2 separate regions of the Homo sapiens genome follow, and region 1 is linked to region 2. A link is a contact called in ENCODE Hi-C or POLR2A ChIA-PET data. All regions are on one chromosome and are shown on one strand. Each heading gives the region's core, a stretch centred on a gene start or an enhancer-like site at or near the end of the contact. The rest is flanking DNA. Distances are from core to core; before and after follow the strand shown. Region 1 overlaps SLC9A8 (solute carrier family 9 member A8). Region 2 has its middle 27 kb from the start of SLC9A8.

The links. Hi-C counts contacts between places; a loop is a spot of excess contacts on that map. ChIA-PET counts read pairs that join two places held with the same protein, here RNA polymerase II (POLR2A). Pooled maps may share reads with other maps.
Region 1: a loop to region 2 is called in a pooled map, with 2.7 times the contacts of the local background. The contact joins two enhancer-like sites. A Hi-C loop is called at or near these places in 2 of 50 pooled maps. POLR2A ChIA-PET finds 5 or more read pairs at or near these places in 6 of 52 experiments (A549, AG04450, BJ and 3 more).

The regions. Positions count from the first base shown.
Region 1 is chr20:49,866,456-49,869,199 of GRCh38, reverse strand. All of the region lies in intron 10 of SLC9A8 (solute carrier family 9 member A8), which reads right to left. Among named protein-coding and RNA genes, the nearest start is that of MIR12122, 4.0 kb to the right of the region's middle. RefSeq lists enhancers at 1,051-1,100, 1,341-1,450. Within about 2 kb of position 1,264, at least 2 of the 41 ENCODE cell types and tissues checked have a DNase peak (open chromatin) inside an H3K27ac peak, as active enhancers do; they include GM12878, where a contact is called at or near this core.
Region 2 is chr20:49,784,455-49,787,190 of GRCh38, reverse strand. No RefSeq gene overlaps it. Among named protein-coding and RNA genes, the nearest start is that of SLC9A8, 27 kb to the left of the region's middle. RefSeq lists an enhancer at 1,269-1,508. Within about 2 kb of position 1,395, at least 6 of the 41 ENCODE cell types and tissues checked have a DNase peak (open chromatin) inside an H3K27ac peak, as active enhancers do; they include GM12878, where a contact is called at or near this core.

The DNA.
Region 1 (2,744 bases), core at 15-2,514, 82 kb before region 2:
ATTAATCTTGCAAACTCATCCTTCAAGCCCAAAGTCCCCTCCTCTGTGACTCACCTTGACAGAGTGTCACTCTCTCCCATCCCCTGCAAGCCCAGTGTTCGCTAACTGCTCTGCCTAAGTGGGGTCTATTCATCTTTGAATCTTTAGTGTCAGAGGCCAAAGTGGCCCTCAAAACTGGCTTGACTGAACAATAAAAATAGTTAACATGGATACAGTCAGAACAAATATTCTGAGAATAGCTAACGCTTGCTGAGTTATAATTAGGGAGACTGTTTGATTTGCTGTGGATACCAGGACATTTTTTAGAATAAACGGGGATATTATTAATTCATCATATTGAGACAGAGGGCAAACCAGGACTTCTGGCCACCCCAGCAGTGGCACAGATGCCCCATCAGGACTCTCACTTGCATCGCTCCCCACTCCTCAGCAAAGGCGTCAGGCTGGCCCTTTTGTCTATTTTATAATGAGGAAGTAGAGCATGGGGTGGTTAAGTCTGTAATCTGAGGTTACACAGCCAATAAGAGGTGGAGCTGGGATTCAAATCCAAGTCTGTCTGTTATCCAGCCCCAGTCCTTAGCAACTGTGTTCCCTACATGTGGATTTAGGTAAATAATTCCCACTTCCTAGGAAGAGAATGTCCTGCTCCATGGTCTTGGGAACCACTTGAGATCAGTCCTTTGTGATAGTCAGGAAAAGGGGAGCACACAAAGGAAGGTGAAGACAGCAGAAACCACCCTTTCCATCTGTGCTTTCACAGTGCAATGTGGGGCGTCCACACACCACACAGGGCCATCCTGCCCCTCTCTGAAAACCCTGCGTGACAAATACCCAAAAGGCAAAGTGCGGACAGAGCAGGTTCCCTCACCCAGAGGCAGATCTGGTGTTCCTGGCTTGCACTGCTGTGTGTGGAGCAAGGTCCCTAAGGAAATGAAACCCCTCTCAACAGGAAACACTGCCAGTCTGAAAAGAAGGTAAGAAAAACACTCCCTTATTTTAATCACAGATTCCAAACAGATGCATGAAACACATCTTTGCCAACAGGTACTCAATGATCTTCTCAAGGGGGTAGAGGAACAATTTAGAAAAACAGATGTAAAAATAGCTAGGCTAGAGCCGAATGACTCACAGGTAACGTTTTTGTAAGTGCCAACATTCAGTAAAGAAAGGGAACCTCATGGCAGACACCAGGATGGAATTACCCTGGTGAACTGGTCTGCGATGAAAAACAAAACCCTGAAAATGGTGAGTCCACTCTGCTTCCTCCTTGTGCTGCTCATGCAGCACCCAAGTGTGACTCCGGATAGCGACTGGGTAGAAAAGTTCTGTCAACTGAGTCACTAGAGACCACTGGGCCTTCAGCTTTGCGTCTGAAGAAATTACTGCTACACAGAACACTGTCCTGCTCTACATAACTAGAAAACCTGATACAAGATATGAAACAAAACTATTTTCTGACATGGGACAAAAGATAGGGTAGGACTGTGATTCCTGCCGGAAGGGAGACAAAGGTGGCCACTCTTTCCCTAGGCCCCCTGCTGAGCTGACTGCCTGAGGCTGAGGCTTTAAGAGGGCTGTCCTGTTGAGTCGGGGAAGCTGCACAGAAAGAGAGCTCTTGGACATCTACTGTAAAGTCCCCTTGAGTCTTTGACTGATACTGATCAGTAAATATGTCGGATGAAACAAGAAGCTGGGGAAAGAACCATTAAAAAGAAGTAGGCTGAACAATTCCAGAAGCTGACATGGGTGGGAATAGTTTGCGTTCCCACCAGCCAGAGTGGAGTGAGCTCACGGTACCTGAGACACCTTAGTTAGGGCCCTGCTACTCTGCACCAGCCCTAAAAAAGTTTAAATGTAAGCCTCAAGAAGGATTAAACTGATGTCAAGAGACTTAGATACGTGCCAGAAGAAAAGTCCAGAAATAACACACACACACAAAAAAAATTGTTTTTAAAAGAAAAGTCCAGAACTCCGTAAAGGAATACAATAAAATCTTGTGCTCAACAACATAAAACTTCACAATGACTGACATCCAATCAAAACTTAATAACAAGCAAAGAGCAAGAAAATGTGACCTATAAGCACAAGAAAAATCAACAACAAAACAGACCTACAGTTGACAGAGATGACGGAATTAGCAAACAAGGACATTAAAACAGCTATCAGAAATTTCTATGTTTCATATGCTCCAGAATATAGAAGAAAACATGAACATGATGAAGAGAGAAATGGAAGAAATGAAAATAACCTAAAGGGATCTGCTGTAGATGAATTATAAAATATGTAAATGAGAAATACGCTGGGTAGGATTAGCAGGAGATTCCACATGGCAGAAGATCAGTGACTTTGAAGATACGGCAACAGGAAATAACCAAAATTAAGCACATAGGGAAAAAAAGAAAAAAAGGCAAAGCATATTGTGGGCCAATAGCATGCTACCTCTCATAACTGGAGTAAACTGAAGTCTCAAGGGGAAGAGGAAGGCGGAACAAAAAAATATTGATAAAGAAATGGGCAAAAGCTTACCAAATTTGATGAAAGCTATAAACTCATATAAACTATAAACCCAAAAAACTCAATGAACCCAAGGCGAATATAAAAATAACCACACCAAAGCACATCTAAATGCAGTTGCTACACACCTATCAGGACAGCTAAACTTTTTTAAATTAAAATAAGTGTGGTGGCAATATGAAGCAACTGGCACTCTCTCATACATTCTGAGGAATGTAAAATGATACAGT
Region 2 (2,736 bases), core at 146-2,645:
CTTCCTGGGCTGTATGACGTTAGGAAAGTTCCTTAACCTCTCTGAACCCTGCTTTCATCATTTGCTAAGCAAGGATAATGGTATATTACTCATCAACGGCTGGGAAAATCAAATAAGACAATGGACATAAAGTTGAAGTATAGTATTCAGTCCAAAGAGGGTGTTCAATACATGGTCATTTTATTGATAAGGAGTGTATGCTGGGTTAGAACATGAGCTTGGAGATCAGAGAGACCTGGCTTTAAATACAGACCTTCACTTCCTGGCTGAGCAAATTATTTAACCTCTCTGTGCCTCAGCCTCCCAATATTTGAAATGGAAGCAGTAACAGTTCCAGCCCACTGGGTGGCTGAAGCATGAAAGAATGGATGGCACATTTTATTTTATATTTTATTTTATTTTATTTTATTTTATTTTATTTTTTGAGAGATGGAGTCACCCTCTGTCATCCAGGCTGGAGTGCAGTGGCACGATCTCTGCTCACTGCAACCCCTGCCTCCCAGGTTCAAGCGATTCTCCTTCCTCAGCCTCCCAAGTAGCTGGGATTACAAGTGCCCACCACCATGCCCAGCTAATTTTTGTACTTTTAGTAGAGATGGGGTTTCACCATGTTGGCCAGGCTAGTCTCGAAATCCTGACTTCAAGTGATCCACCCGCCTCGGCCTCCAAAATGCCCGGCCAGATGGCACATTTAAACCAGTCAAGCAAGTATGCTTTCGCTTTATTTTGTGTTATTATTAGGTTCCTTTTTCTCTTTGAGGGCATGGAGGAAGAGACAGGGTCAAAAGGCTGTTGCTACAAACATACAAAGTTTGTAGTAAGTAAGTCTTACACAAAAGAATACGTGTTATGTGCTGCCATTTCATCAAGTTCAAAAAACGGCAAAAATCATCACTGCTGTTGGAATCAGGATAACGGTTATCGCTTAGGATGGGAAAGACTTGAAGGGAGCTTCTCCGGGGCGGGGAATGTTCTGTTCCTTGAGCTGGGGGCTGGTTACCCCGCTGTCTGCCTTTGTGAAAATGTATCGAGCCATCGCTCCCCTGTGCACTTTCCTTATTTGTGCACTTTTCTGTATGTCTGTTACACTTCAATAAAAAAGTTTTCCCCCAAAAGTCTCTGTGGTCTGTTGGAAGCTGGCAATGGCCAAGGGGCTGAGGCGCACAGGTGGGGACCCTTCCTTGCTAGCCACCGCAGTTTCTGTTTCAGCTTGAGGTACAGCAATCAACTTCCTCTTCAGATGCATGACTTGCTGCTGACCTCTAGAACCTCTGGCCACAAGGCTCCTCTTGCCCCTGTAATGTGGCCTGATTCCATTCCTTCATCTGGGTCCAGTCTGGTGCCAGCCAGCCTGACTGTCCATATTATCAGACGCCAGGACTGTGGGACAGACTTGTTTAGAAGGATATTTTGATCAGTAGCCTTGGGTGGCAGCTTCAGATCAACCTCATATTGAACTTACAAGGAGGGTTGGTGCTGTCTGTTCTTTCTTTTTTTTTTTTTTGAGACAGAGTTTCACTCTTGTTGCCCAGGCTGGAGCGCAATGGCACGATCTTGGCTCACCGCAACATCTGCCTCCCGAGTTCAAGCGATTCTCCTGTCTCAGCTTCCCAAGCTGGGATTACAGGCATGCGCCACCACGCCTGGATAATTTTCTATTTTCAGTAGAGACAGGGTTCCTCCATGTTAGTCAGGCTGGTCTTGAACTCCCAACCTCAGATGATCCGCCCACCTCGGCCTCCCAAAGTGCTGGGATTGCAGGTGTGAGCCACCGCGCCTTGCCTGTTCTTTTATTCATTAATTCAAACGACAAGTTGTAGACACCTAACATGTACATGGTTCATGGTTTGTACAAGGATACTTCATTCATGCATGCATGGATTCATTCATTCATTCATTCACATACCTGCTAGGCACTGTGCTAGGTGCTGGGAACGCATCTGTGTAGAAAACAGACAAGGTCCCTGCACTCCTGGAGCTGATTCATTAGTAGAGGGAAACGGAAAATAAATAAATAAATTGCCCAGCATGATGGTTCACTTATAATCCCAGCACTTTGGGAGGCTGAGGCGGGTGGATCGCTGGAACCCAGGAGTTTGAGATGAGCCTGGTCAGCATGGCGAAACCCCTTCTGTACAAAAAATACAAAAATTAGCCAGGTGTGATGATGTGCACTTGTGGTACCAGCTACTTGGGAGGCTAAGGTGAGAGGATTGCTTGAGTCCAGGAGACAGAGGTTACAATGAACCATGATCACACTACTGCACTCCAGCCTGGGCAACAGAGTGAGACCCTGTCTCAAAAAAATAAAAATAAACAAGTAAATGCACAGTATGTTAGATGGTATGAGTGCTACGGAGAAAATTTAAGCAGAGACACGGACAGTGAGTGCAAGACGTGTTTGGGGGCAGGTTGCAATTTTTAATAGAGTGTTCAGAAAATGACTTCCTGAGAAGATGGCATTTAAGCAAAGACTTGAGGAAGCCAAGGGAGTTGGCCATTTGAATGTATGAGGGAGGGCTGGGTGTGGTGGCTCACACCTGTAATCCTAGCCGTTTGGGAGGCTGAGGTGGAAGGAATGCTTGAGGCCAGGAGTTTGAGATGAGCCTGGGCAATATAGTGAGACTCCCATCTCTACAAAACAATAAATAAATTATTTATTTATTTATTATTTAATATATTTCATTATTTAATATATATATTATATATAAATATATATACATATATTATTTAATA